Regions from separate parts of the Mus musculus genome. Here region 2 is linked to region 1. The links are chromatin loops, found by intact Hi-C in ENCODE. Cell type or tissue: gastrocnemius. All regions are shown on one strand. Each heading gives the region's core, and the rest is flanking DNA. Links, peaks and the distances in the headings are about the cores only.

Region 1 (16,359 bases), core at 4,637-12,636:
TTCAGGGAATAAGGACAAGAACACAACTCTGTGCATGTTCAGTACCTGTGATCAGAGATTTGCCACCAAGAATTGGCTGATTCCACATATATGGAACGCAGTCACAAAAGCATTCTGTCCTTGTTTCTACAAACTTTCATAAATGGACATGTGTTGTAGTGACTTGGAATAAGTACCAACATTGAATTAAAGACTCAATGTTGTTCCTAACCTCCACAGAGAGCTTATCACCTGCCTTATCACAATCTGGGCTACTGAATAGTCAACCACTTTCCCCAGTCTTAGCTGTCAATTATAAGACTTTCATAAGGGAACTAATTATTTCTGCTGCAGACAGAAGTCACCTTTTTGTAACCCAAACGCACATTGCTCATCCCTCAACTGATTTACCTGAACTGGGACTTTGAAAACAATGCTACAGAAAGTCAGGAGCCACAATGAAATAGGATTCATTCACATTTGCATGCATGTTACACTCAGATAAAAACCACCTAAAAACAACAGCGTCCAGTCACAATGCAGGATTTCCTGAGACGGGGAGCAGAAGCACTCATGGTAAGAAACGGAGAAAGAACTTCTGGACTAGGACACCGTGCCTGAGCTCAAATCATCTGTCTGTCCACCTGTCCGTCCATCCATCCACCCACCTGCCCATCTCTCCTCAGCCCCACAACAGCCCTTCTCTAGCCACTGGATTCTTACCCATGCAGCAGGAGCAAGGCAGGCGCCTGCGAATTCAGTGAGGATGAGACACAGGAAGAGCATTGGTGGGTGGCGGCTCCATGGGATGGGGAACCACAGCCCCTGGGCTACACGGATGCCTTTGTAATACTCTTTTACTGACATTTTATTCTTGGGCTAATTTTGGCTGCTTCATAGGACAAGGGCAAGACTGAGTACTTGTAACATAGACTTATCCCAGAAAACCTACAACATTTATTGTGTGGCACTTTACAGAAAAAAGGAGAAAGAAATGTAAAGAGAATAGTCTCCAAATGATATAGAGAGGGAAAATTTTAATCTCCAATATCAAAAAGGATCGTGTATGTTGTCTTTAATTCCTCATGCAATTAAAAAGGCAATATATGTCTGGTAAATAGAAATAAAATTTCCCATAAATTGCAGGCTGGAAAATAGTTAAGGGTAAAATCTTCTGTAATTTAGCACATGACTTAAAATAGGAGGACCAATTCTCCCCAGTTCCCTGATACAGAAAGCCTTCCCTGGGCATGGGGCTTACAGCACTAAAAGACAGTATGGGATGAGCTGCACCGGTGACTCACCCTAAAGTTTTATAAGTTATAACTGCAAGTCTGAGCTATGTATTAGGTAAACAAAATGTGTGGTACTGCCATTGGTAGTAACCCTACAGGGCATACACAACACAAAAAAAGGCCTATCAGCAGGTATCATACCCAGTAAGGGCAGCACCCAGTGGGAGCAGCACACAGTGGGAGCAGGACCAGGGTTCCAGTGCAGGTCTTAGGAAAGGACCAGGATGCAGTAGTGAACAGGAAAGTGATGTACAGAGTGTGTGGTCAGAGTAACAAAGACCCAAATCATGAATAAAGTATCTGGGAGGCAGCAGAGGGCCCGACTAAGTGAAACAAGCATCAGTGCCTGGGATCACACAAATTAGTAAGGTAGAGTTTATTTAAGAAGTTAATAAAGCGTTTAAGCACCAGTGGGAAGACTGTATGAAGAGTTAGCATCATGCTGGCCTGAGGTTCTTAGCAGGAGCATAAGAAATGGGCAGCTGTAAACACAGGATGCCTCCAGGTGATGGTCAAGCCTGGGACTGTGGAAGTAAAATCAGTCTGTCATCTAGGTAGCCATCTTTGAATGGGTATTATATGAGTCAAGAGACAGTTTTGTTTTATGTTTTGCCAGAGAGTGGCTTACAACCCAACAGAGGAAATGAGACTTAGGGTGAGGCAGAAGACAAGAACAATATCGAAACAGCACAAACAATGAATATGTATAAATTAGGATAGCTACATGTTCTCAGCTTTGCGGATGCCCTGGTCTGACTACAAGAGAACTGTTGGTCAGGGCATGCGCTACCGACCTACCAGCTAATGTTTGTAACTCAAGTGCCTTTGGTTCTGTATTGGGAAAGAGAAGAATGAGCTGAGCCGACGCAGGCCTTTCAGAGCAGTGGCCTGGGCTTAGCTGACACTCAAAGTTCAGATCACAAACATTCCCTGGGAAAGCTTGCTGCCAGTCCATAGTGAGCCCCAGGTCTGACTTAGGTGACTACCCTGGGCCCTCACGAGCTTTGGTATCCACTGCGGCACTTTCCCCAAAGATCAGACATTGTGTAAGGGCAGACTCTATCTGCCCCACCACCTTCCCAAAACAAAAACAAACCAAAACCCTCTGCCAAGCAACACTCGCATACATTCCACACCTGCTGAACAAAGAAATCCATTATAGTTAGTCACTGCATTTCAATCTTCTTCCTCCCACCTCCAGGATGCTTCAAAAGATCCCACCTCAGGGAGGCAGGAGGGCAAAGGTCATGGAGCCCTATCACTGCAATCTTACATCCCAAACACAAAGCTAGCCAGTGGCACTCTACCAGCCACTCCTCAGCAAGGCCAGCAACAGGAAATCACTACCTCTGAAGACATTCCACTTTCTTTCTGGCAGCTGACATTGAAAGTTCTTCTTCAAGCTGGGTCAAAATCTGTCACTGTCGTGAGGAAAGCAGAGCTCTTTTCAAGTCAGAATCTTGAAAAGAATCTTCTCTTGACTGGCTTTCAGGCTGCCCTCCACAGTTCCAAAGCAAAAACCTGACTGTGAAAGTCACCAATGGAGCGAGGTGGGCCGTGCTGCTTAGTGGCTAACAGCACACACAGTGTGGGAGGCAGGCACAGGAGAATCTCTGCCTTTGCAGGTTATGCAACACTGGGCAGCTTCCTTAATTCTTGCTAGGAATTCTCTCACCTGTCAACTGAAGACAAACTAGTACCTTGCCTGACAGAGCTGTTGTGAGGATTGACCTATAAGGTTTATCAGCCAAGGATTCAAGCTCAGGTATCAGAAGCATGCCTGGAGCAAGGTTAGCAAGGAGGACATTCTGTGGCTCTGTGTTAGCTGGATATCAAGGGCAGCAAAGCCCAAAGGCCTGCGCACTGTCATGCTAGCCCCTCGGTGTCTTCCTTCGTTGGCATGGATTTTCTGCCTGCGCACTGTCATGCTAGCCCCTCGGTGTTCTTCCTTCGTTGGCATGGATTTTCTGGAACTACAATACAGGCAGCACTGCCAAACACCTTCCTTGTGTGAACCTGGACATATGCCTGTGTGGGAGCAGAGCTGTACTGTGAGGACCGAATTATGGCTGCGTAGAGTTGGGTTAGAACAATTTGTCAAAAGGAGATGTGTTTTGAAAGATGGTGGGAGGACACCTATACAGACAAAGTAACTAGTCATCTCTACACGGTGCTCACTAAACCGTACTGACAATAATCTCATCCTACAGTTTCCAGTTTACATTCCAAACCATGTCTATGCCTAAAAACAATTTCGGGGGCAAAACAGAGTTCCTAACTTTGTATGTCAAAGAAGTTAGGAGGTAATCTCAGTGCAATTTTTAAATCAAATTACTTCAAACTGATGAAAAAAAGCTCTATATTCCTAACTTTTCTTTTGACCATAGCCTAGCGAAAACACCACTTGAGACTGAGAGCACAATGGCCTGGAGTGCCAGCCCCCAAGGGTCTGACACCACGATAGACAATATGATTTCAACCAATCAGATAGATAGATAGATAGATAGATAGATAGATAATTACCCTAAACATCACTCAGGCCCTGCCTGGAATCTGGGAACCGGTTATCAGACCACAACCTCCAGATTCACTATACTTCAGGAAACTCTCCCTTCTACACAAAACCTGGATAGTGCTCATATGTTCCCATACACAAATAACATACAGAGTTACAGACTTGACTGTAATACTCTGTACTTTCTAAAAGCATGGGATGACTGACATCTATACAATAAGAGAACAGGATTCATATAATGAGCTAATGACAAAGAGAATGCCGGCTCAGATGGTAACTAAGCTGACACAGTACTTTACTCCAATTACAGGTTCAGATGTAATTCTCAGGAGATGTCTAGCATGAAATAGCAGTGTTTCTCTTGTTCCTAAATCCAGGAGTTGGTTTCTGCATGCAGGCACACCTAAGGTAACAGTTTGAGCAGGGTGGGGTCCTACTGTCCAGTCATTCACTCAGTGATAGCATAGTGTCACATTTCAGGCACTGTGTTAAGGTAACAGGTTCACAAAGCTATATTTGATACAATCCTCATCTCAAAGAGCTTCATGAATCAGGAAAGTTGAGAATTACTAATATAAACCAGAATCTGAATTCAATTACTCATCATTTTCTTCAATTTTCTTTACTTAATAAATGATGGGGACCATTTTAAACTTGGCATTGAGGCCCAACGGAGCACATGATCAAGGCCCACAAGTAAACAATTGATTTTGTGTTCTAATTTTCATCTGCTTATTGAATTAAAAGTTCAAACTTCGGGCAACCGTAGTAGGATATCCTTGGACCCAAGGCAGTAAGCCAAAACGCAGTGTATGCTACTATATCACGGAACAATTACTTCTTGTTCTTTGTACCTGGGTAAAGAAAGCCACAGGAGACTTGAGAGGATTTTCTCTTGCCCCCAGTGGCAATGAAGGGCAGAACTGTATTAGCCACGCCCTCAGTCAAAAGTGCTCTTCTAGCTTAGGTCTTTATAGTTTGCTCACTGTCATTTTTGTGGTGGTGGGGAGCAAACCCAGTGTCTTGCGCACGCCAAGCATGGTAAGCACATACTCTACCACGAGCTGCAAGCCTCATCACCCTAGCCCAGGCTTAGATCACAATACTTTCTATTCGTTTTCCAGATTACACATGCAGAGTACCACGTTGTAGGCCGAAGAAATACCACTGGGGTTTTAGCAGGAATTGCAGATTTGACATTAGAGTTAAGGCAGGAAAGGGAGACCAGAATGGGAGGCTCAGCCAAAGCGCAACCTCAAAGAGCATTGGGAAAGTGGGGACAAGACGGTAAGAACAGCAGAGGCTAGGCAAGGGGCAAGGCTTTACAGTTCAGGAGCAGCCCAGTCTTCTGTAGATAAACAGGGAGCAAAGAAAAACTGGACATCAATCAGGGTTATCATTCAGGTCAGCAAGTTTTTTAATGGGCATTGAACAAAAGACACTGCTATTTCTACGAAAAGTATACTACTCACAGTCAGGAACCGGGGTTAAAATCTTCCCCAGAAATGGTAGTAGTAGTAGTAATAGTAGTAGTATTAGTAGTAATTTCAAAGACTAATTCTTCATTAAGAAAATTCTTCAACCATATTCATAATCACATTTTTCCTAAGCATAGCTTAAGTTTAAAAGCTAATTAAAAAAAAAACAAAACTTGAGTATTTATAGTTAGGACTACATTGTTTTTTAGTGTCAGAGCACAGAATTGCTGAGGGGAGACCTGGCTGTCTAAAAACCAGTTCAAAGCGAAGGCAAAGTTCAACAGCTTCCAGACACTTGGTCAACACGCATACTGCTCCCCTGGCTGTCTCTGCTGTGCCTACGGTGGCGAATACCAACACGGAGCATGCACGGGGGCAAGGGTTGCTCAGTACTGCTTCAGCTCACTCTCAGGACCAGCAGAAAGGGTTCATCAGTAAACACTGAGGAGAAGACACTAACAAAAGCCAGAAAAAATATAACTCTAGTAGTCTACAAGAACTTTTAAGAGTTGGCATCTGCCATACGGAACCAAAGGCTGACGCTTTAACTGTTCATCTCTACTACACTTCAAGTTCCCACACTTGTGAAGTCGTAACTCTCTTATTAAAGGGATGAATTTGAGACTTTTTTTTTCTGACATACAAAACTGGTATTTGATCATAATTTAAGCTTAAGATAGATAGGCCTTCCTAAATGTCTGGTTATTTGCCCCAATAATCTTATTAAAACACCGATTTTTCTTTAATTATTGTGTAATTGCTACACAATTCAAAAATAGTAATCAAATAATAGTTTTTCTACATTGTAAAACTGTTTTCTATGAATCCCTACTTCTATTTGTAAGGTCTCCATCTAAGATAAATTTGTTCTTAACAAATGATTTCCAAGAGGCTCGAGCACACACACACACACACACACACACACACACACACACACGGGGATGCCTGGAGACATTCTGGTTGTACTGAGGATGTTAGCAGTTAGCAGAAGATGGGGGCACCACTATCATGGAACTGATAAGAGGCCAAAGAGGTAGGGATGGCTGTCAGCTCAGGACAGCTTCTCACAAGAATTGCCCAGCCTGAAAGGTCAATAGTGTCTCTACTGGGAAACAAAGTTCTAAACTGAAAGAAGCAAACTTGCAGACAGCTGACAACTTCAAAAGCCAATTACAGAGTCAGTCAATGTCTGCTAAGCTTTGTCATTATCTTAGAACACAGACATGCTTTTCATACTATCAAAACACATTAAAATGATTGGATTATTAATCATGATTTCATTAGGTGGTAACACATATGGAAAGCATAAGAACTTTCACTACCCAAGCAATTAGATTCATCTTTCAAAACTACCCTTTCAGGAGACAGAAAAGAAATGAGGTAGTTATTCTCTTGAAAGTCTTCTATTGTACTTTAAACTTTCCGAGACAAACATCAATTATGTCTAGCCAACTCTCTGGAGAAAGTTAAAAATAATGGAAAGGGAAAGAGAACTACACAATACCATTCCGTACAATCTCAGTCCAAGGCACATTCAAATTCTGAAATTTACCTGGCAAAAGGACCGGCTCCAGCTTTTTAATCTTCGGTTCGGAACTGATCTTATCGTCAGTCTGAAATACAGGAACAAAATAAAGCAAAATCCAAACACCGCCCTGTCACAAGATACTAAGGCAGATTTTCTAAGTGATGACACATGCAACAGACATATATCCCCTACTAAAAACTCTTTCAGGTCCAAATAGAGATCGTTTTAAGATCTTCTCGTCGACTTGAGAGCCTCACAATAAACATATTTACAACAGCCCAAGCCGCTTTCAAGAATTCACAGCTATGAGACAGGTAAGCTCTGCGAGGTGTCCACAGCGCTGCAACCATCTGGCAGTCACCGCAGGGTCGGTGCCCAGCCCCGAAGGAAGGAAAGAAATGCAGCTCCGGACGGTTCTACGATCTCGTCACACGGCAGGACTAGGGACCGCAGGACTTCGGCCAGAGAATGGCCGCCGCCGCGGAGCGCTACAAGTTTCTACTGCGCCCGTGGCTCCCGGGAGGCGCGCTTGCCGGCGACTCGTCTGGGTCCCGAGCCCCCCGCCGGGTCGCGAGCGCTTACCTGGGCCGGCGGCAGGAGGTAGGACCTGAAGCTGGGTCTGGGCGGCTTGAGAGAGAACATGGTGCCGCCGCCTGTGCGCCCCGGCCCTATGGCCGGTCAGAAGTCTCCCGGTTCAGCGTTCCCGGTGCAGCTGCCCAGGCCGGGTCTGCGGCCCGCCCCGCCGGGCGGACTGACGGGCGGGGACGGACCAGGCCGAGCGCCCGCCCGAAATAGGCGGAGCCTGGTGGAGCCACGCCCATCCCCGGAAGCGACTCGCGCGGAGCTGCAGTCAAAGCTTTCAGTCTCTAGGCGGTACTGTCACGGAGCGCGACGCTGGAGTGGGGCGCCACGGGGACCCGAGAGGCCATCTTGAGAGCGCGCTTCTACGGAGGCCCGCAGGGGTCACGGAGGATTTCACAGGCCTACTGCGACTCACGAGGGTCATGCCGGCTTCGCGAAGCTGCAATGGCCTGTGGTGGTCAGTGTGCACGGTAGCTGCTGTTCCAGGACCCGAGTCCTCCGGCATCTGCGATGGCTGCTATATTAAAGGAGGGAAGACTTTTCTTTCACCTCTTGCTACCAATTGATTTAACCACTGGTTTCCTTGAGGTTCTGAGGCTTGGCTTGTGCTGAGTGCCTGGGACAGATGATACTGGCTGGCAAACCAGAACCCCCAGTTTAGTTTTCTGATTTTATTCTTCTCGTTAAACTTTAAGTGAAAAGGGATATTAAGCAAGTTGTCTCCCCACGCCCCTTTCCATCCTCATTTATAAAGATGCTATTCAACAGGTAAGTTAACAGAATTCCAGGGAGAGAAGACCCCATCGCTGGTGGGAACCAAACACTGTTAAATTTCAAACCCTGGGACTAATAGGTCAGGTGCCTGTTTAACATATAGCATACCTGGCTTCCAGGTTCTCTCAGCATCCCTTAGTCCCTAGCTTTTATGGGACCTGTTATGGTTAGCATACCCAACCCTCTACCCAGGGACTCTCCAACCCAGGGACTGGGCTGCCCTTCCCCAGAGGCTCTTCTCTATAAAATCCAGTCATTTTGGTTATTTAATGACTGATCTCTTTCACCTTTTGCCCTCTTGGCTGCTACACCTTCTTCCTCTCTCTCCTCTCCCCCTTCCTGCCCTGCTCTCCTCACATGGCTCATGGTCAAGTCTACTCTGAACTCTCCCAGATTTCTCTGCCTCTGGCTATGATCTCCCTTTTATCTACAAAAAACTTTCTCCTCCACCATACCAAAGAGTAGTCATGTCCTTTCTTTTCTTTCCCTTTTCCCTTCATTCATACAGTAGGTTGTGGAAATGAGAATCTGCCACTTAGCTGCAAAGGGCTGTCCAACTTCAGCACAGCATAGGGTATGTCTAGATTTGTTGTGCCTCTGAACTGAAGTAGACTTTGGTGGGAGGGGGCCAGTGGTATTCCATGCCCCTATACTTTGAAAAATAGTGGTCCAAACTCAACATTTTATCATGAATGTCAGAGGGAAACTGACGTGAGCCCCAGAAATCACAGTCATCATGCAGACAAGTGCACTGACATCACTAATACTGTGTGTTCTTCAGCTTGTCCTGGAGTCAGAGCCCTGAATCTTTCTAGCTTATCTGTTTATAACACTTGACTGTATTTTGACATGTAAATTCAGTTGAACTACTCATGAAAAAACACTGGTACATATTTAACTTTTATGACGATTCTGTTACTTTTCTACCTTAAATGGATGTATTCCCTAAAAGTCTTCAAACACTTGTGCTCTTTTGGGGGGAGGGGGTGTTGTCCATATTTTCTTAGAATCTGCATCTTTTATGCATGTCAGCAAAAAAAACTGAAAAATGGGGGAACTCCAGATTTGTTATCTTTCTGGATAATTTTAAAATACCATATTCTGCATATCTAGTTGTACTAGTCCACTTAGGCACTTGGGTTACTGTCTGACCTACTGCTACTGATTCCTTTCTGACTGCATTAGGCTGCTCCAGGCACCCTAGTCTAGACAACAAAAATGTATTATCTCAGTGGTGGAGTCAGAGAAGCACAAGAGCAAGGCTCTGTAAAGATGGATTTTGAGTTTCCCTTCCCTTTTTCTTGCTGTGCTAGCAACTGAACGGAACTCCAGGCTCCCCAAGTACTTAGCAGGTGACTTATTACTGAACTGTAACCCCCAACTCCTTTATTGACAGGGTTTTACTGAGTTGCTGGCCTTGAACTTGAGCCTACAAGTAGATGGTAGGCTCTACCAGACTCAGCTTCAAAGATGTTTCCCACCAGGGCTCCCAGTATCTTTAGCCAATGGCTTCCTCCTTGTTATGTTCTCACAAGGGGGGACTTTCTTCTTAGAACATTGAGCCTATCTGATTAACACCCTGACTTTTTTGTCTTAAGGCCCTGTCTCTGAGTATGTTCTCATTAGGGGTCAGTGTTTCAGAGTGTGTGTTTGGGAGTTTGGAGTGACAGAAGTCAGTCTGTTGATAGGCTTTGCAGGCCCTTCTTAGAGTCTCATCTTCACTACTGTGTTTGGTGTATTAGACCATCCCCAGCTTTGGGCTTTTGTGTTAAAGTTTTAAGCTGCTTGTCTAATTATACATCTGTTCCCATTGTTGATTTTTCTATATTAGAGAACACTGGCATTCCCTAGAGAGATCAGTTTTTTTTTTCATTGACAGAAGAGAGAGGGAGAGACAGACAGACAGACAGAGAAAGAGAGAATATATTTTTTTTCTTGAATACCTAATGGGTGCTAGATACTTTATGTTTTATTTGGTCACTCATTCAATCAGTTAACAGATTTTTATTGAGTGCCAGCTTTGTGATGGGCCTGAATCAGGACTCATAAGAGTCCAATGTTCTTTAGGTTCATGGCATTCTACTGAAATGAGTAGAAAGAAAGAAAAAATATATATGTATGTATGTATATATATATATGTGTGTGTGTACATGTACATATACATATAAAACGTGTAACATAGTTTAAAGGTACTGTAAAGGAAGTTAGGAATGGAGGGAGAGGAGTAATTGTATTTATCAATAAAGATTTAGGTTAAATCAAGGACGGCCTTACTGCATTGATGGCATCTGAGCAAAGACTAAACGGAGTAAAGGTGAAACTCAAGGTCAGCAGCATGAATCCCCTGAGGCCAGGATGCCTGAAGCAGCCTAAACCAATGGAGAGGAGGTCAGAGGGAAACAACAGCCCAGGTTCTAGATCTTGAAAATTGGAAACTGAGCTGAGAAGTGACAGTGACCTGACTGAGTATTTTAAAAACAGCCACTACTGGGGTGGCCCTGCATGGGCAAGAAGCTAGGGCTGTGGTAACAGTGTACATACAAGTAAGAGACACGGCTAGAACCGGCGGTACTTGATGGCTGCAAAATGATGCCTTTGGCTGGGTATATGCTTTTCAAGAAAATATGTAAGCATTTTAAAGTGTATGAGAGGATAATTCAGCAAAGATGACAAGCCACAACAGTTCTTTAGTCCTCATAAAACAGATAAAACAACAACACAGTAAAGCAGAGGAAACAAACAGAAAATCCCCAGAACCACCCAAGAGAAGCCTCAGCAACATATCTAAGGGAAATGATGTCCTCGGGCTTCCCAAGATAGAGCATAAGACGCTAACAAGTTCATCGCCCTGAAGTGCTTGTGGTATCAGTGTCAGGAATCAGTGAGGCATCCAGAGAACTCCAGAGTAGCCCAGGGTGTTTACGGGAAGATCCAGCCAGTCGGGTTGAGGAGGCTCCTTATAAGGTGTGTGTTGGCGGAGGGAAGGACTGAGTACAGGGACTGAAGGACCTTTGGGAAAACAGTGTATGGAGCCTTCTCTTGCAGAAAAGGGTCCACTCTGAGGACAACTGCTGAGGATGAAGCATCCTGGAGTAGACAAGAAGGAAGGCAAGACAAGGTCAGCTGAGAACACAGAACAATTAGAACACAATGTGTTGGAAAAGTGTCTCACACCAGATCAAAAGTGTAAGACAGCACATTTCACATGAGAACAGTCTCAGGAAAGTATGAGTCGAGGTTTGAAATAAAACAAACAAACAAACAAAAAACCCAAACAACAACATCAACAAAACGCAATGCAATGAGAAGGCTGGGGAGATGGCTCAGTCCGTAAGTACTTGCTGCATAAGGATGAGCATCTGAGCTTGATCCCTAGGACCCACATAAAAAGCAAAATGCAGTGGGCCGTCCACATGAATCAACAACCAAGAAAATCCTCAGACTTGTAGACAGGCCAATCTGATAGACACATTTTTTTTTTAGCTTATATCAAGTTGACAAGAAATTCACAAGCACAGTTGACTCCTTGTCAATTTGACACAAACCTGTCACCATTAAACCATAACCTTTTCTTCTTCTTTATCCCCAAAATCTTGGGTTAATATAAAATATAACTTTAAAAATCCCATACTATTTAGAACATTTCAAACATTTTAAAAGTTCAGTCTCTTTAAAATACTCAACATCTCTAAGTCCAAAGTCTCTCAACTTCGAGTTTCTGTAAAATAAAATAAAAGTTAAACACTTTCTTATTACAAGTGGGAGAACGAGGGTACAACGATCATGAAGGCAAAAATCAACATCTAGCAAGGTAAATCAAATTGTGCAACTCCATATCTGTCCTCGGGGATTCACTAATGATCTTCAGACTTCCTGTCAATCTTGCAGCTTCCATGACAGCAAACCCAGAACCATATGGAAGACTGTTACCATGATTAGCTACTAGCATGAGATGCAGCCTTGACCACCACAGACCACAGTTGCTGTGTTAACCCCGAGGAAATACTTCCAGATTTCATCTTAATAATTCGGGTCAATCTTTAGTAACATTAGATTTCTCAGCTCCAGCTAACCAGCATCCATTAATCTCGAAAAACCAAGTTTTTACTTCAACGGAGATGGTCCCTTGTTAACCACAGCTGACTCTTTAGCCTTAGCTGACCAGAACCCAGACTCTTAACTAAAAATTGTCACAGGAACAGCCCCAATGAGGTCTCCAACTTCCCTTTGAAATGTCACAAGCCAGGTCTTCATTGTCCACATGTCTCTCAACATTCTGACCTTCCAAGCTCCCATAAAACATCCCATTCAGCTTTGAACACAAATGTCTTTTAAAATCTTCCCCCAAACAAGAAAGAAGACTCTGCCCTAGTTTGCTTTCTATTGTTGTAATAAAGACACCATGGCCTGGGCTGGAGAGATGGCGCAGCGATTGAGAGCACTGAATGCTTTCCCAGAGGTCCTCAGTTCAATTCCCAGCAAGTACGTGGTGGCTCACAGCTATCTGAAATGGGATCCAATGCCCTCTTCTGGTGTGTCTGAAGAGAGCAACAGTGTACTCACATACATAAAAAAATAGTAGTAGTAGTAGTAGTAGTAGTAGTAGTAGTAGTAGTAGTAGTAGTAGTAAAGATACCATGACCAAAAGCAACTTTGGGAGGAAAAGGTTTTGTTTTTTTGTCGTCGTTTGTTTGTTTGTTTGTTTAAGTTACAGGTTGTAGTTCATCATTGATAAAGCCAAGGAAGGAATCTAGAATTAGGAATGGAAGCAGAGACCATGAAGGAATGCTGCTCACTCTCTTGCTCCTGGCTTGCTCACATTGCTTTCTTATATAACCCAGGACCACCTATCCAAGACTGGCACACTCCACAGTAGCCTAGGCCCCCTACATAAATCATTAAGCAAGAAAATGCCACAGACTTGCCCAAAGATGAAGTATTGTCTCAATTGAGATTTCTCTTCCCAGATGATCCTGGTTTGTGTAAAGTTGACAAACAAAAAAGACAAAATCCAACCAGCATAAGAATGAAGTGGCAGGTGTTTAACACAGATAAAAAAGATCCAGTATGAAGACTGTGTATTATCCTTGAAGAAGAGGAATGTTTGAAGGGTATAGGTTAAGGAAACAACACAAATACTACCAACTATAGTTCAAAAGACATCCTTCTTCCAGGTGAGATGGCAGGCTAGAAGCAGACTCCATGCGACCCAATGAAAGAGGAGACTTAAAAGAAGGAAAAAATATGTAACAGAGCCCCAGACCTTAGCACAGCTGACCCCATGCAAAACTCACCCTGTAGACACACCACCACCTACCTGCCAAAACTAAAACAAAGGCCGAACCCCTCAAAGCCCACATGACTCTGGGAAAGTCTCAAAATAAGTGCAATCTTGCTTTTTAGCTTTTGTAGCTTCTCTTCTGACTAACTGTTCCTGTTAACTGAAGTATGTCACCCCAGGACTGTGTGTGTGTGTGTGTGTGCTTAAAAGCTCACCCTGAAAAATGCTCCCTGCTCCACTAAGATCCTGAACACTCAGTGTAGTCACTGGCTAGTTAATAAAGATCTTCTATTGGCTTAAACCCATGTCTGACCAGTCTTCTCTGATGAATGCCTCAAAACATGTATTCTATCACAGCGACAATAAAAAGAAAATAAGACAATTAGGAACTGGAGAGAGCCTCTTCAACAGATTATACCGGGAACAGGGATATCTTCATTTGAAAAAAAAAAAAAAAGTACTAAATTCCTTTCTCTCCCCCTGCACAAAACCCGATTCAAACATCAAAGAATTTAAGATCCGAAGCCCTGAAACTGCTAGAAGAAAACATAAAACACTTCATGAAAGGGCTGCCTTTTCCTTTTTGCTTTGTTTGTTTTGAGATACAGTCTCACTGTGTAGCAGCCTAGAACTTGAACCCAAAGGGGCTTGCCTGCTTCTGCCTCCCCAGTGCTGGGATTAACAGTGTGCACCACCAAACCTGGTTTGACCTGTTTTTGTTTGTTTGTTTGTTTGTTTGTTTTTCATTAAAACTGTGCTTTATTTTCTCTATTGCAATACAGTTTACTTATTAAATAACCCTCTTATAAAATGATTTAGTATAGTTCTGAATGATAAAATCAGCTTATAAAATCCCTCCACTGAAACACTTTTTTTAAATTCACTTTTTCCAGGTGGGTCAGTACAACAGGTATACTCAATGACTTGTCATGTCTCATTTCTATTGATTTCTGATGATCAGTGGAAATTTTAAAAAGCCCAACTTTCACAATGACTACATCAAAGACATAGCATACATGTTAGGTTTTTTGGGAATGCAAATGGTTCTTGCATACACAAGAAGTTGAATTCACACATCCATCACTATCAACAGAGTTAAAACTAGAAAAAGAAAATAGCTTTATACTAAGAGAGGACTTTTGGAAAAGTTCTCCAGTTGCTCACAAAATAACTCTGGGCAAGTAGAATTTCTTGAAACTTAAAACTTCTGCACAGAGCTGGTGAGGCGCCTCAGTAAGTAAAGGAGATGTGCACCACCAAACCGAATGACCTGAGTTCAGTCCCAAGGTGCCATATGATGGATGGACAACTTGACCTCTGTCCTTTACACATGGATCATGGTACACAAACACTCATTTCTTCCACATATATGAATAAATGAATAAATGCAATTTCAAAATTAAAAGACCTTTTGCACAGAAAAAAAAAAGACAGCAAACACCATAAGAAGGCTGCTTAACAAATAAGAGGATGTTTTGCCAACTATACTGACCTAGAATCTAGAATCTAGGATCTAGAAAGAAATACAAATAGTCCATACTCCCTAAATCATCAAACTGACTAATCAACTGAACAGACACTTCTTTTAATTTTTTTGCAATTAAAATGTATGTGTCTATGTGTTTTGCTTGCACATATTTCTGTGTACCACATGTGTGCCTGGTGCCCACAGAGGCCAGAAGAGGACATTGCATCCTCTGGAACTGGATAGTCATCAGCGGTCATGTAGGTGGTAGGACCAGACCTCTGGCTCTCTGGAAAAGCAATAAATTCTCTTAAGTAATGAACAATCTTTTCATGAACAGACACTTCTTAAAGGACAAGATACAAATGATTAGTACATGCTTGAAAAACGTTCTAAAGAAAAAGAGAGAGAATAAAGAAAAGTGTTCTATGTCCTTGGCTAGCAGGAAAATGCAATTCAAAACCACTTGGGGCCTTTGTCTCACCCCAATCAGTATGTCTGTCTCCAAGAAAACAAATAGCAACAAATGCCAAAGAGGATGTACAGAAAGAGGAACACTTCTTAACTTCTGGTGTGAGTGTAAACCAGTGCCGCCGCTATGGAAACCAGTGGGGTTGTTCCTCAAAATACAAAAAATAGAACTATCATATGATTCAGCTATAATACCCTTAAGTCAGTCCCCACAGAGATGTTTGCATGCTTTGTTCATTACACCCATGATATGTGTCCAGCATACATATCTACCAACCAATGGATGGATAAAGAAAGTGGTATATACATAAACACTGAAATATTATTCAGTTGTAAAGAATAAAATTACAGCATTGTAGAAATGTAGAGAACTGAAGACCACTGTGTTCAGCAAAATAAACCGGACAAATGACAAGTATCTTTTCTCATATATGTACATATTGACATGAAAGTAAGAAGGGAGTATGAGAGGGGAGAGGGAAATCGAAAGGAGGGGAGAGGAATTAAGTGGGACAATAGGATATACAGGACATAAAAATAGACGGGGAGAATATTTGGGGATAAGTGAGAAGGGGAAGGGGGTTGGAATGAATCAGTCCAGACAAAAAAGGAGTGAAATGTAATGACATGTATGTATGGAAATGTCACAATGAAACACATTGCTTTGCATGTAGGCTAAAATAATTAAAATTATTCTTGCTTGAAAAGAATAACTTCATTGACACTAAAATATGTGTTTGAAGCCACAAATTGAAAGAACAGATTTCACTGAGAACACTAACCTGGACTTATCAGTACTGGAACACATTCTTCTCAAACACTCAGACTCTTAAGAAAGAAAAATAAGAAGAATATTTTTGTAACTAGACAAGCAAAGCAATGAGTTTGGTGTGAAAGAAGTCAGATTGTTATCACAATTTTTGGTGGCCACATTCTATGCCAGAAGAAAATAAGTTAGCATATTTAAACTGTGAAAGAAAGAAAGAAATTT
Region 2 (16,359 bases), core at 4,751-12,750, 100 kb after region 1:
CAAGGTTAGAGTCTCTGAGGAGAGGCCAGGAGAGGCTATTGGGAAAGGTACCGTCCAATTACAGTACAGAGCCCAACATTTTGAAGACTCCGATACCATAGATGACCACCAAGGACAGCAGCAGCCATGGAGGGATGCCCGCCTGAGTCCACAAGACAAGCTGTGTGTGTGGCAGAGGGCAGAGCTGGAGAAGTGCCACTGTTGAGGTCTTTGGAGCCCACAGGAACATGAGTACATTCCAGATGCCAGGTGCTGAACGTTTTACACTATTGGACGTTGGTTTTGGTTTTATTATGACCATGCCCTGACTCTTCCCTCTTGGAGTATAAAATTATGTAACTTTTTATTTTATTTTATGGGATCCCACAGTTAAGAGACTTTGGACTTCTAGAGAGACTGTAGTTTTAGAGAGGCTTTGAACTTTGAAAGAGACATTGGATGTTTTAAAGAGACTGAACTTTTGTTTGTATTGGGTTTTGGGGGTACAGGGTAGAAACTGAACGTTTAAAGTGTTTGAATTTCTATAGAGTGTGGGACTTTTAAAAGTTGGAATGTTTTATATTATAACATTATTAATATGAGATCTTAGGGATGAACAAGAAAGGAAGGCTTATAGTAACAGTGAAACGTTGTATGTCAACTTGACAAGGAGTATATTATGCTGGCTAGCTTTTGTCAACTTGACACACACTAGATATATCTGGGAAAAGAAAATCTCAGTTGAGGAAACACCTCCATAAAGTTGGCCCGTAGATCATGTCCTTATTGATGATTAATATGGGAGAGCTCTGCTTAGTGTGAGTAGCCCCACCCCTGGGCAGGTGGTCCTAAGTTCTATAACAAAGCAAGCTGAGACAGCCATGGGGAGCAAGCCAGTAAGCATCATTCCTTCATGGCTTCTGCTTCAATTTCTGCCTCCAGGTTCCTGCTCTACTAGAGCCCCTGCCTTGGCTTCTTCCATCAGCAATGTGTAGGCCAAATAAACCCTTTCCTCCCCAAATGGCTTTTGGTAATTGGCGTTTACTACAGCAATAGAAAGCAAGCTAAAATGATAAAGGCAAGGGAAGAAATCTTTCTTTGCTCACTGGGAGATCGAATGAGGCACCTTTTTAGTGTTTGTTTTGAGACAAGGATTCATGGCTGCCAGACTGGTCCCATACCTGCTACATAGCCTTGATGGTTTTGAACTTGTGATTTATCTGCTTTCGCTTCTGGGAACTGCAATGGCAGACCTGTATCATTCTATTTGGCCAACATGGAAACTTAGATAGCAAAACAACCCAAGGCAATGCTCAGATTCGAGGCAACCCTGTGGAGATTCTATGGACCTATTTTGTAGAAACAAAATCAGGGCTGATGCCCAAGTTCAAAGGAGGTTTCAATGGATAAATAGACTGTGAATCTTTGGAAAGCAAAAAGAACAAGATTGGAGAACTCATGTTTCACAGTTTCAGCCAAAATTCACACCTGGCATAGACCAAGAAAAGAGGATTTCAAATTCAGAAAGAGAAGCAGGGACCCCTGGACTCACTCCCCCTTGCTTGCCTTCCAGTCACCCCACCCACCCATGGTGCCACCTCAGAACCATGTGAATTCCTGACAACTATATCCTTAGTTAGAGATCTTCAGACCCAGTCATGCCACATATCAAGATGCCTGGTGCCTCGTGGTGTCCTGTGTCCCTGAATCCAGATAAGAACCACCAGCTTGGCCTCTACCCTACCTATCTCCACCAGAAGATGGTACAGCATCCTGATCCACACTTCCACAAAGCACCATTCACTGTGACTCCAGCCTCTGCCACCTAAAGACCACTAATGAGCCTTCCACACATTCCTGAAGATTGACAGCAAGAGCCTTCTAAGCATGCTGGGTAGTGATGCACTCCTGGCATTAGGAGGCAGAGGCAGGTGACTCTCTGTGAGTTAGGGGTCAGCCTGGTCTACAGAGCAAGTTCTAGGACAGCTAGGGCTACAGAGAGAAACTCTGTCTCAAAACATACACACACGCACGCGCGCGCGCACACACACACACACACACACACACACACACACACACACAAACCTTCTAAGCCTACTGAGGGTTGCTCCTGGGTTCAGAAGATGTGCCTATACTGAGTTAAGACCACTTTTGACACCTTTTTCACATCAATACAGATTGGCTCGAAGACTGAACCTCAAGTGCCATTTATCTGGCCCACCATCTGACAAGCTTGGGTAACAGCAAAGTTCCAAGCCTCTACTCAACAAAGCAAGACCAAATATCCACCCCAAGAAACACCACCAATAGTCTAATTCCAGATGCCTAGAATCCATCACAAAACCATAAACAATACAAATAACCAAAACGATGTTTTGGTTATTAATTACTCCATCATAATGTTCCCTTGGCTGATGCTCAAGACAGGATTTTTAAAATTGCAATGATAAATGTGTTCAGAAACAACCCTATGTATCTATGGGAAACTGATGTGTAATGAGGGTGTCAAGCTCTCTCAGTGCTGATAGTGCTGAAAATGTTGTATTTTCACACACCAGAGAATAAATTTAGACCCTTACCTCATGCCCCTCACAAAAACCAACTCAAATGGGATCAGACCTAGAAGTAAGAGCTAGAACCATAAATCTTTTAGAAGGAAGAGGAACGTGGGACTAAATCTTGACTTGGCAGTGCACGTCTAAATGGTACCAAAGCATGAACAACAACAGAAAGTAGACAAACGATTTCATTAAGTTAGAAATGTGCATAAAGGCGCATTAAAGGTGCATCCTGAAGAGCAGGAGGAAATATTCTCAAATAATCTATGTGGTGAGGGTCTAGTACCTAGATCATGTGAGGGTGTCTTGCCACTCAACAGCAAAAAGACAAGCTAGCTGAGAAGGAGCAAAGGAAGGTAGCATAGCTTTTGGTTGCAGGACATAAGGTATGAAGTTTGAAACTGGCCTGAAACCATCCCTGCCAGCTAGTTTTCACCGCACTGGAAGGTGCTGGGCATGCCAGTGGGAGAGAAAAAACTGGCCTTATCCAGTGCTGGATTAGACTACAATGTCAACCTGCCAGGCAAGACATGCCCACTGGTGCAACAGTAGCATGAGACTCTGGGCAGAGCCAACTGCTTTCTGATCAGAACTGAGGCCTCTTTCAGGGGAGGGAACTCATGCCTGGTACTGCACAACCGCTCAAAAGCCAATGACTCAGGTAGTCAGAGGGCCCAAGGGGAACCTACTGCTGTTGTTTTGCTAAATGAACACGTTAAACTGCCTTATATTTATGTTTGTACTCGTAGATCAATGCTGCCTTCCATCTTGACCAGAGAAGCCACTTTCTGCTGGGGCAGCAATATAGACTCATAACTGCTCCGGGTGCTGAGAATAAGAGATTTTGAGATTGCCCCGCCCTGACTGGGACATCCCTGCTGAAATGGAAAGAACTAGAACTGATTTGTCTAGCATGGCAGAAACATGGCTGAGCCCTTGCGTATGGTCTCAGCTGAGATATACTGAGGACAGGGTAAACCACCACACAGCCATTCACCATGGTCAGGTGTGCCCCAGAGTCTGCAAGATTTCAAAAACCCGAGAATCCTGACATGAAGTATCTCATAAATAAGCTTTTAGGTGTTGACATGTTTATTGAGTTCAAAACCTATAGAATTGAAGTTGACTTCATTTATTCATTTTTTGTAAGTGGCATTAATCATAGTGGCAGTCCATAGCTGAACCTGCTCTCCCCCCCCCCCCCCCCCCGCTTGAGACAGTCTCACCATGTAGTTTAGATGATCATGAACCCTGACCCAGCCTTTCAAGTTTTGGCATTGCAGGTGTGTGCAAACACCAGGCAGGCTATTCTTTCTAACTGAGTTTTTAGACATTGAATTCCTTTAGGTTGCAGAAGATATTGGTGAATAGGGATCCACTTACTCCTAGCTGGGGACTTCCAGTTTCTAGATCCAGGCCCAGACTCTAACTTCAATTTCTCTCTCTCTCTCTCTCTCTCTCTCTCTCTCTCTCTCTCTCTCTCTCTCTCTCTCTCTCTCTCCATTTGTCTCTTTCTCTCTGTCTCTGCTCTGTTTCTATCTCTATCTCTCTGTGTGTCTCCAGAATATCTTGAAAAAAAATATTCAGCCAAAGTGGAAGAAGAATTTTTCAAAACCATCTAACACCTTGTCCCCCAAGTAAGAGACTTATTTTATAGCTTGTTGGAAAATCTATTTCCACTCACTGGGTGGGGGGGGGGGGGGTTGACAAGCAAGCTCAAATGTCTGGGGCCCACTCCATTTCTTGCACCATTCATGAACTTAGGAGTTAGAGAGTCAAATCAAGCTCTAGACTTCTAGAAAGTAATCAAGCAAACAACAATTATAGCAAACACACGTGACATGAATTGACATTTCCAGTGACATTTTCTGGGGTCTAAAATAAGCTGCAGAGAGTGGCCAACTTACACTACAAATATAACTGTAAATGTCAGGCAACACTGCCAGAGACAACTCTTCCCCAGTCAAACCCGTCTTCCTCCTGTGTGGAGGTGGGGCCTTGTTCCTGTGACTGCACTGAGTTCAGACAGGGCTCAAGTCTCTCCTCTCTTCCTACCTTCATTCTCATAAGCACGAGTCCACTCTATGCACAGTGTCCTCCTCCCACTATTTAGGTAGATTGCTGTGGTTTGAAAACATGCATACTTTGGCTTAAAAAATTGTTATCGAAACTTACAGGAGGAAAAAAAAAGTGAGACTTACAAAGGTTCAAAGAAGCAGGTGCTGCCAAGGCCGCATCCTAAAAGGACAATTAATAATATTTGCCCCTGCTCGCTCCTGCCTTTTCTCTACGAATAGATTAGACATGTGGTTAGGCACAGGCAATCCAAATTCCAAAGCTACGATTGTTCTGCACAAGGCTGACGTACCTTTTTCTCTGTCATTTAAAGTGCCCTGTGATATTTTATAGGGATAGACCATGATTATGTGTCTATCCTCTGTCCCTGGATGAGCCTGGGTTGCACTGTGCTACACAGTGCTGGGTGAATATCCTCATACCTTCAGGTCATTTCCTCCAGACAGAGTCCTCCATGTGGAATTGCTGGCCTTGGCACGTGCTGTTGGACATGTCTAGAGTCCTGACCACACTTCTGCTGTGAGGTGATCAATAAGAGGGAGTACAGCCTTCACCCAGATTTCCCCTGAGCCTAATTAAACTTTAACAGTTCAATATTCCTGCAGCTGAAGGCTTTGATGTACACACTCTCACCCATCGGTGAACTTCAATGTTTTGGGGCTTTTAAAGATGTCTGTTTCCCCAGAAGAAAGTGGTGGAGGTAAGATACTAGAAGAGGGAGATGCTGCCCAGCTCTGAAGCTGGGGTTTCCCAGCAAATCCCAGGCATGCGCATGGAGAAGCTTTGCCCAGGGAAGCTCAGAGTATCGAGCCAGTTCTCAACCCTACAGACCTTCTTCTCTGCCAATCAACCAGTCAGGCCTCTGGGAACCCAGGCTCAGTCTGGATCTAGTACCCAGTCCCAGAAGGCCCTGAAGCCACGTTTGCAGAGAGGAGCAAGGGGCTGAAAGAGCCAAACTCTGTCACTGAACTTACCTGCCTCAGCTGCTGAGCAAGCGGGAAGGGTGCAGCCTAGCCTCCTTCAGCCTCCTCCTGGGCCCAGGCAGGAAGCTGAATGAGGGGGGCTCACTCTTTAAGAGGAGCAGCCCACATGAAGAGCATGTGGGTGCCTATGCCCGGTCCTCATGATCCCCGTGAGACAGAGGCAGCCTCGTGACCTGGCTCCCAGGCTGCTCAGCGTGGTATGCACAAAAGCCACCTCCCTTTGAAGTGGTCCCCACCTCCCCTGCCCCAGCCAGGCCTTTCAGTGCTGCAAATGTCAGCCCACTTTGCATAATTGAGACAATTGGGCATAATCATTCTTTCAGAAGCCCCCACTGGCAGGCAGCTTATGCCCCAGCCCTCATGAGCCAGGAAGAGGAGCCACGTGCTTCCAATTACTGCGGAGCCTTTTTAAGTTGGTCAGAGTTGGGCCAGAGGTTGCGACGACTCCGACGGCAAACGCTGGGTGAGTCCCACATGACTTTCAGGCCCACGTGAAGCTTCTGATCCCATTCTGTTTCCACTCCACCAGCAATCTGCCTGACTGGGGTCACAGTGGCCACCACAGTGAGAGCTTTGTGGATTTGCTGTACCAACACACCTGCATGTGTCCTAGCCTCTGGCATGCTTTCTCTGCCTGCTAGAAGGAAAGTCCAGAAAGGCCCCTTGATATGTATCCCTTTGGACTTTTCTTCAGCACAGGTGGTAGTGGGGGCTCCTGGGAGCAGACCCCTCTCTGCTTTACTAGGGGCTTGTATACCTGTAGATGGGTGGGATGCCTGGACAGGTTCCCATCTGCACAAGGGGACACCGAGGGTAGGGAGTGGCTGACTTGCCCAGAGAGTGTGGGAACCGGAGCAGGCCCGGCTGCACACTTTAGGATGTTCTGTTCACTATAGAGCCCTGAGGATGGGATACAGGCTGGAGCTGGAGATGTTCCTATAACCAGTAGGCTGTAGAACACCGTGGCAGGAGTCTAGCAGGTATCCAGGAGCACAGGGAGTCTAAATTCCCCCAGAGGATGCAGCTGGGGGCAGCCCAGCCAGGCCAGGTACTAGAGAGTCTGCTCTTTCCTTAGTTCCTTCCAGCTCTGTGCCCACCAAAGGTTGGAACCCTTTGTGCTATGGGTCAGGAACTGTGGACCAATACTTGGCTTCCCAGACACTGAACTGGGTACAGACCCAGAATGGCAGGCCTACACCACAGCAGCCCGGCCGCAGGTCTGCCTCTTCTTTCTAGGCAATGAGTTTTCAGTTCCACTGGGAAATTGCACTGGGGGCAGGAGGAATGTATTAAATAGGCTGCTACAGATCTGCCTGGACGGGTAGAAGCTGAGCTTGAGAGGCGGGGTACTTCCTGGGCACAAGGAATCTGCCAGGGAGTGGTCAGGAGAGGCGGCATGGCTGAAAGATGGGGGCTTGATGTCACTGGAGGATCTTGAGTGCTCCCAAGGCCTGCAAGCTGCAGGTTAGATGATAGTCAACAGAACTCGGTGGGTGTGGATCTCTAATGCACTGGACTCCCTAGCTCAAAAAAGAAGGCTGTGCTGGTCAGATCTGGTTACATAGCAGAGGCAGGGAGAGAGCTTTTATTTTGCGGAGTTGGATCCTTCGTCTCATCCCAGGGAGACCATATTTCTCCTTTCTTACTATCAGTACAAATTTGTGGGTTTGAACACGTTCCCCGAGTAACCCTGGTTTCTGTGTCTGCTTCTTTTCTTGGGCTAGTTCTTGGCCCAAGAAAGAAAGTGTAAAAGGCAGATGGATCAAGGTGTGTGTGTGTGTGTGTGTGTGTGTGTGTGTGTGTGAGAGAGAGAGAGAGAGAGAGAGAGAGTGTGAGAGTGTGTGTGTGTGAGTGTGTAAATGAGTATGAGTGTGTGTGAGTGTCTGTGTGAGTGTTTGAGTGTATGAATGTGTGTTCATGCAAGTGTGTGTATGTGTGAGTGTGTGTGAGTGTGTTATTGAGTGTGAATGTGTGTGTGGTCTTTCCACACTTTGTGGGTACCAGGAGCTAAACTCAGGTGTGCGCACATGTGCGCACATTTGTATGATGTTGAAGTGTTTCATGAATTCAAAATGATTTTCCAATTCATTTGCCTTCTTTTGACTTCAAATTTGGAAATATGGGGACTTAACATCCATAATGCTACATACATCCCTGGTCCCTTTCCTCTGAAAGTTTCATTCCTAATGATGTTAGCACAGTTCCCCTTCTCCTGGGTACAGTTTGGAAACCATACCAGCGTTGCTGCTAACTACTGAAAGCAGTTTTGAATGTTTTCTTGTTCTTCTCAACTTTAGGAAAAGACTCTTAATGTTCTTTTGAATCTCTTTAAAATAATTCTCTTCCAGTGATTCTACAAACTTGTTGCACAGAAAAGTTACTTTTTCTTTGATTTTTTTATGAGTTAGCTTTTAGATTTAAATCTGAGTTCAACTTAAATGAAATATTTTCATTACTGTAAAGTCAAATATGCAAACAAGATTTATTCTGCAGAATCTAGCTACTGTGTATCTCCTCTCCTCACCTCCCCACCCTTCTCCACAAGTAAACCTGAGAAATGTTTGGTCCTCTTTTGAGTTTCAATATGCCCACAGGTCTATCTCCTCTCCTTCACACTCCTTCCCAGCCTCATTCTTGGGCTTATCGGTGTCTCTTTTTCAGGAGATGGTAAAAATTCCCCAGTTTCTATGCATTGCTCCGCATGATCTGTGATTTTGGGGTGAGTGTATTGAGGTTGCTGGTGTTGGTCCCCTCTTAATGACTCTCAGGGAAGTTGATGGAGCCAGTGCCCTCTTGAGGACACTTAGGTAGTCCTCCTTCTTAAAAACCACACTGCAACCCGAAATCTCTCCATGAGTCTTTTTATATTTACCAGTAATCCTCAGGTTAGGCTCCTAGAAATGGGGCTTCTAGAAATGAGCAACGGAGGGCAAATGAATACGAGTGCCCTGCTGCATAGGGGCTGCTTTCCACCAGCGTTCCTGAGGGCTTTTGCCTTTCACGTCAGGGGTAATGCTTAACTTTAGACTGACTTTTGCAAATCTCTTTAAGAATGGGATGGGGGTAGCATTTGGGATATAAATACATTAATTAATTAAATAAAGAATGGTGTTTCCATATAGTTTAGTTATAGATTTTCTTCCTCGTCTGGCTTTGCTATCACAAAACTGACAAGATTTATTCTGCAGACGGGAGAGGGAGAGGGAGAGGGAGAGGGAGAGGGAGAGGGAGAGGGAGAGGGAGAGGGAGAGGGAGAGGGAGAGGGAGAGGGAGAGGGAGAGGGAGAGGGAGAGGGAGAGGGAGAGGGAGAGGGAGAGGGAGAGGGAGAGGGAGAGGGAGAGGGAGAGGGAGAGAACTCTGCTACTCCTGAGACTGGCAGCAGGGGTAGTTCCTATTTGAAATTTACTTACATATTAAACAAGATGCCTTTCCATTGCCCTTCCATGTCTCATCTAGTGATCAGAGACTCTAGAGCAGAAGCGGGAATGACTATTTTAAAGTAAAATCATATCATGAACAAAGGAAGCCAAGTGGTAACTTCAAAATGTTTGATTTGTGGGGGGGAGGGGTCGAGGGGCTGGGGAGATGACTCGGTGGTCAAGAACACTGGCTGCTCTTCCAGGGGACAGGTATTGAATTCCCAGTGCCCACCTGGTGGCTCACAACTGTCTGTAATTCCAGTTTCAGAGGATCTGACACCTTCACGTAAACATACATGCAGGCAAAACACCAATGCACATGAAATATAAATAAATTATTATTTTTTTAAAAATCTTTGATTCTGAATTAGGAAAATTACAAGAGGCAATTAAGAGTGGCTAGATGAGGGAGCAGTTGGAAGATTGACCCACACCATTGGTGGTTTCTCAGGTTATCTGGTTCTCCTGGGGATGACTAAATAAAAGCACAGATACTTTCCCAACTGGGAGACAATAAGATCTTCAGAAATTAAAAATTCAGGCTTTTGGCTTCTCTAAGGCAAAAAACACTGTCAATAAGACAAAAAGGCCACCAACAGATTGGGAAAGGATCTTTAACAATCCTAAATCAGATAGAGGACTAATATCCAATATATATAAAGAACTCAAAAAGATGGACTCCAGAAATTCAAATAACCCTATTAAAAATGGGGTACAGAGCTAAACAAAGAATTCTCAACTGAGGAATACCAAATGGCTGAGAAGCACCTGAAAAAAATGTTCAACATCCTTAATCATCAGGGAAATGCAAATCAAAACAACCCTGAGATTCCACCTCACACCAGTCAGAATGACTAAGATCAAAAATTCAGGTGACAGCAGATACTGGCGAGGATGTGGAGAAAGAGGGACACTCCTCCATTGTTGGTGGGATTGCAAGCTTGTACAACCACTTTGGAAATCAGTCTGGAGGGGGGGGTATCCTCAGAAAATTGGACGTAGTATTACCAGAAGATCCAGCAATACCTCTCTTGGGCATATACCCAGGAGATGTTCCAACTGGTAATAAGGACACATGCGACACTATGTTCATAGCAGCCTTATTTATAATACCCAGAAGCTAGAAAGAACCCAGATGCCCCTCAACAGAGGATGGATACAGAAAATGTGGTACATTTACACAATGGAGTACTACTCAGCAATTAAAAACAATGAATTCATGAAATTCTTAGGCAAATAGATGCATCTGGAGGATATCATCCTGAGTGAGGTAACCCAATCACAATAGAACATACTTGATATGCACTCACTGATAAGTGGAGATTAGCCCAGAAACCTAGAATACACAAGATACAATTTGCAAAACACAAGAAAATCAAGAAGAAGGAAGACCAACACGTGGATACTTCATTCCTCCTTAGAATAGGGAACAAAATACCCATGGAAGGAGTTACAGAGACAAAGTTTGGAGCTGAGATGAAAGGATGAACCATCTGGGGACTGCCCCACCCGGAGATCCATCCCATAATCAGCCACCAAACGCAGACACTATTGCATATGCCAGCAAGATTTTGCTGAAAGGACCCTGATATAGCTGTCTCTGGTGAGGCTATGCCAGTGCCTGGCAAATACAGAAGTGGATGCTCATAGTCATCTATTGGATGGAACACAGGGCCCCCAATGAAGGAGCTAAAGAAAGTACCCAAGGAGCTGAAGAGGTCTGCAACCCTATAGGTGGAACAACAATATGAACTAACCAGCACCCCGGAGCTCTTGACTCTAACTGCATATGTAGCAGAAGATGGCCTAGTCAGCCATCATTGGGAAGAGAGGCCCCTAGGTCTTGCAAACTTTATATGCCTCAGTACAGAGGAGGGCCAAGAAGTGGGAGGGGGAGGGTATAGGAGACTTTTGGGGTAGCATTTGAAATGTAAATGAAGAAAATATCTAATAAAAATTTGAAAAAAAATCAGGCTTTGGGAACTCCTCTCTCTGTCTGAGGACCAGGGGGTCTTTCCAGAGAGAAGACTAGTTCAGCAGGAGGGAGACCCCACAGCATCTGCCAGGCAAAGTAATGCAGGCCGTTCTTCAAAGGAATCCAAGCCTATCAATAATTTAGTATCGCAGCATCCTTCACCTGGAACACAGCCCTCCACACTCTCCAGACTAGCAGTAGCTGTGTTAACCCGTGTGCTTGGGGGATGCACATTCTAGAAAAACCAATCAATGGTGGAAGAATCCACGAGTGGACCTCAAGTGGACAGTGTCTTCCTCTCAGGTTGTACTGCTTTCCTTTTTTCTTTTCCCCTCTGTCTTTTCTCTCTCTTCCTGCATTTCAGAGAGTTATGTCATACTGTTGGCAGATGCCGTTCTCTGGGATAACTGACATATTGGTGTGAACGACCTGCCAAGCATTTAATATGCTTTAGTTTGTAGGATAATCTCTACGATAAAGATAACAGTCGTGGCTGCCGCAAAAGAGTGTCCTGGGCCGGAGCTCTGTCCACGCCGCCCCACAGGGTTCAAGTGCATAGAACCGGTGCACATGAGGGCAGGCCCTGGGCTCTATTACAACAAAGGGTCACAGCTGGAGCTTCAGGATGTTCCAAGGAAACAGCCTTAGAGATGGCTCACCATGTTTCCACCATCTCATCCATCCTTAGTCAGTCAGTGGCAGAAGTCCCAGTGTCACTGTGCTGGCTGCCCTCTGCTGGAACACCAGGACTCATGCTTCTTCAGTCACTTGGGGCTGTCATGAACTTCCCAGAATGTGGATGTGGGTCTCATTACAGACAAGCCAATGTGGCTTTTTCTTCTTTCAAGATGTCTATGTTCCAGAGAAGAGATCTGGGCAGGAACTAGCCATATGAGATTATTTTTGCCTGCACACTTGTTTGGTTTGCAGCACTTAACTGCATGGGACAGACACATGGCACAGTGTACTGGCTGGTTTTGTGTCAACTTGACACAAGCTGGAGTTATCACAGAGAAAGGAGCTTCAGTTGAGGAAATGCCTCCATGAAATCCAGCTGTAAGGCATTTTCTCAATTAGTGATCAAGCGGAGAGGGCCCCTTGTGGATGGTGCCATCCTTGGGCTGGTAGTCATGGGTTCTATAAGAAAACAAGCTGAGCAAGCCAGGGGAAGCAAGCCAGTAAGTCACATCCCTCCATGGCCTCTGCATCAGTTCCTGTATCCTGACCTGCTTGAGTTCCTGTCCTGACTTCCTTCGGTGATGAACAGCAATTTGGAAGTGTAGTCTGAATAAACCCTTTCCTCTCCAACTTGCTTCTTGGTCATGATGTTCATGCAGAAACCCTGACTAAGACACACACCATCATGAACTGTTGTTGCTGCCCGTGCTGTATAGTGAGGCTGTGATGCTCAGGGGCTGGGGGTCGGTACTCTCAGACAAGCCATGATTCCTGGTCCATGCATTGTACATAAAGAGGAGCACTCAAAACCATCATGGGAGTCTTGTTCCAGTCCCCTCCTTTTTGAGTAATGCATGATCACTCCTAAAATATGAATTTTTATCTCAATTTAGAGAATAATAACCTTTAAAGAAAAATGACCCTGTATTAGTCAGGATTCTGTAGAAGAGCAGGATAGAATAATTTTGTGTGTGTGTGTGTGTGTGTGTGTGTGTGTGTGTGTGTGTGTGTGATTTAATAAAGTGGTTTTTGAGAATATGGTAAAGCTAGTTCAACAATGGCTAGTGATGGAATGGACTTGCCATCGAAAAAATAGACTTGACAGCAAGAGTGAGGGCAAGCAGGCAAAAAGAGCAAGCTTCCTTCTTCCAGGTCTTTATTCAGGCAGCCAGAAGGAGGTGTGGCTCAGATTAAAGGCAGATCATCCCACCTCAAAAGATCTGGATTAAAAGCGAATCTTTCCACTTCAAATGATTTAATTAAGAAAGCATCCTGCACAGATGTACCCAGCCACTTGGGTTTTAGTTAATTCCAAATGTCGTCGAGTTGACAATCAGGAACAGTCATCAAAGAAATATCTGGATGCGCTCAGTAAATCACATGAAAGGCCAGGATAGAACACTGTTACTCGAGTCTCTCTTGTTAAAATTAGAAATACATTGCATTTTAATCTTCCACTGAGCATCTTTGGAGGCTGCTGATGGGTCACAAGTGTGAGCAAAGAACTGCAGGAATACAGGGCCTGCTTTTCAAGACCAGGACACAGCACAAGATGCTCTGGTATTCTATTCTCTTCCATTATTTTATTACATTGGTTGACTGTGCATATGTGTGTGTGCGTGTGTGTGTGTGTGTGTGTGTGTGTACCTGCCATGGCCTGGGTATGGAAGTTAGATGACAACTTGTAGCTGGCTCTCTCATTCTACTTTGTAGAGCCCTGGAATTAAACTTAGATCTTCAGACTTGGCAGCAAGCAGCTTCACCCACTGAGCCATCTCAGCGGGCCCAAAGCGTCTGCTTCTCTGGTTTCTTTTAGATATGAATATCTGGTTAAAGAGTTTGTCGACAGTTTATCCCCAGTTCTCCCTGAGCCTTGGAACCTTCATTTAGCAGAGTTTTCTCCTTTCCACAGTCCATGGCTCCTTCTTCCCAAAAGACAGATTTACCTTGGCTAAAATGAAAGGAGTGCCATCTATTTTGAAGAATCCTTAGCTCAGAAATGGTCCCTCCTCTAGAATTCAAGGAATGGTATTTTTAAGTTATTATTTTTTTATGAAGGGCTTTATTTTTATTGAAAATAATTTTTTTCATAAAATGTAGTCTGATCATGGTTCCCTTCCCCCATCCTCCTTCCTCACCCCAACTTTGCCCCCGTTCTGTTTAGAAAACAAGAATTAGGCAAATAAACGCAAACCAGAATAAAACTGGCCTAGTCAAAGCTTGGGCCTTTGCAAAACCTCTCTCCATGTAAACAGAATTTAGGCAACTTGCATGTAGGTTTTCCTCTTGAGGCTCTTAATATATATGCATTTATTGGAGTACTACTGGGGACTCTCCCAGTGAGGAAAGCTCTTTTCTTCTGGGCAACCCAGCCTCTCTGAAAACTTAAGTGGAATTTCTCTTTTATTCTGAAATCTGTCAGACCCAATGTGGCCCAAGAAAGAACCTGGGATATTGAGGGGAAATTTAAACAGATACAGGGCATCTCTCTTCCCTCTTTTGAAAACGTCCTGTACAAGTGAGCGCATTTGTTGATTGGAAGTTCTATTTCCTTGGTGTTTAATTCGGCAGAGCTTTGTAAAATCGAGATATTGACCCTTTGTCTGCAGTGCCGTTGGTGTGGATTGTCCTCCATTCTGTGAGCTGTCTGTGGACTCTGCTTATTGTTTCCTTTGCTGTGCAGAAATGTTTAAATTTCATGCAGCCCTTCTCTTATGCCTGTGGCAGGGCCCTGCACTGTTGATGTTCTGTTCAGAAGTTCTCACCTGTCTCAAAGTCATGAAGAGCATCCCTTGTGTTTCCCTCCAGCAGCTTCAGTGTTTAAGGTGTTTTAGAGCTGGTGTTCTTGATCTTTTTGATTTTTGTACAAGGTGAAGGATCTGGCTCTTGTCTCACTTTTCAGTTTGTTGACTGGGTTCTTTTGTTCCACTTGTGGCCTTTGTTAAGGATTCCATGGAGACAGGTTTGTCAGTGTAATCCCAGGTATCTTTCTGTCCCGTGGTTTTGGCTGTTTGCAGGCCACTGCGGGGTCATCCTCATCACTCTAGCAGGGTATGATTTGAGGGCAGGTGTTGTGATACCTCTGTGTTCTCACTCCTCAAAACTGTCCTTGCTATGTCTCATTGCTGGTGGTTTCACAGGAATTCCTGGATATTTTTTAGACATATGAAATCGGAATTTGGATGGTCATATATTAAATCTGTAGAGTAGGTTGTGTGGTGATGGATAACTTTAATCCTAGCATTTGGAAGACAGAGACCGATAACTCTCAGTCAGTTGGAGGCCAGCCGGGTCTACATAGTGAATTTCAGGACAGACAGGATTATATAGAGATCCTGCCTCATAAAAACAAATGAAAAAATAATCTGTAGACTAATTTTGTAATATGGCCATTTTCACAATATTAATTTTGCCAGTCTGGGGACATAAAAATCAGCTAGTGTCTTTGGCTTCCTTTTTCAGTGACTTGAAGAGTTCTTCGTAGAGATCTTTCACTTCTTTGGATAGACTTACTTCTAGGTACTTGTACTGGCTGGTTTTGTGTGTCAACTTGACACAGCTGGACTTACCACAGAGAAAGGAGCTTCAGTTGAGGAAATGCCTCCATGAGATCCAACTGTAAGGCATTTTCTCAATTAGTGATCAAGGGGGAAAGGCCCCTTGTGGGTGGGACTATCTCAGGGCTGGTAGTCTTGGTTCTATAAGAGAACAAGCTGAGCAAGCCAGGGGAAGCAAGCCAGTAAAGAACATCCCTTCATGGCCTCTGCATCAGCTCCTGCTTCCTGACCTGCTTGAGTTCCAGGCCTTACTTCCTTTGGTGATGAACAGCAGTATGGAAGTGTAAGCCGAATAAACCCTTTCCTCCCCAACTTGTTTCTTGGTCATGATGTTTGTGCAGGAATAGAAACCCTGACTAAGACAGTACTTAATATTATTTTGGAAGAAGGGTGGAATGCAGGCAAACAGATACATGGGTCATGAAAGAACATATGAAGCTATTTTTTCTTCTAGCTTCAGTGCTGCCATTTTTTTTTCTTTCTCTGTGGTGATCAGGTGAATCAGATATACTTGATGGTGAGCTAACTAAAACTCCATGGCTTCAGAGTAGCCGTTCTGGCTGTAAAGAAGCTCATTGAGCTGTGTAGAGTTAGGTTTGTCAAGCGTTTGAGTGACTACCTTAAACAGTCTGCATGATACTTTTTATTTGTGCATTTATTACAATACAGTGATTTTACCAATAAAAATGTGAAAAAGGATGTGTAGAAATAACAGGTAGAAAAAACAGAGACGCTCAAAGAAGACAAGGCCTCAACATATATGACTGTAGTTAATAGTGAACATAGTGGATGCTAGCTGGAAAAAGCCAGCCTCACAGAGCGGCTGCTCCACTCCATCCTCTCCAGCAGGCTTCCCTACCCCATTGTCCACAGCAAGATACCCCACGTCATTCTCTACCATCCCATGATCCTGTATGCCCTTTTAACAAAAAAAGACTTGCCAAAGACAAGTGAGAAGTGAAGTTCCCAAAAGAAAAGTGGGGGAGAGGGAGGGAGACAGATCCAGCACCGATATTAATGAGTCAACAAGCTACCCATCAAGGTTAAGGAAAGTGAAAATGTTACAGACTAGAATCTAATCACCTTAAGCTGTTTTCAGCCCTTTTGAAAGCCACCCACTGCTCACTGTGTTTA

Evidence for each region. Hi-C counts contacts between places; a loop is a spot of excess contacts. Peaks named below come from ENCODE experiments on the same cell type or tissue, not always from the same donor. Only the 100,000 strongest peaks of a DNase experiment are listed, where the experiment ranks them.
Region 2: it touches region 1 in a loop (4-fold over the local background); 3 of 42 quality-filtered maps call a loop at or near these places.

Annotation. Positions count from the first base shown.
Region 1 is chr7:64,278,860-64,295,218 of GRCm38, reverse strand. Mtmr10 (myotubularin related protein 10) reads right to left here and starts at 7,549. Exons shown (of 16, transcript NM_172742.2): 1 at 7,378-7,549; 2 at 6,820-6,880. The coding sequence starts at 7,437. In gastrocnemius, for the core only: a CTCF peak has its summit at 7,686; a DNase peak (open chromatin) is centred at 7,646; H3K4me3 peaks cover 3,788 bases; H3K27ac peaks cover 3,125 bases.
Region 2 is chr7:64,174,852-64,191,210 of GRCm38, reverse strand. All of the region lies in intron 1 of Trpm1 (transient receptor potential cation channel, subfamily M, member 1), which reads right to left. Among named protein-coding and RNA genes, the nearest start is that of Mir211, 23 kb to the left of the region's middle. In gastrocnemius, for the core only: CTCF peaks have their summits at 8,391 (motif pointing left) and 11,734 (motif pointing left); no DNase peak of the experiment used is centred there; H3K27ac peaks cover 2,557 bases.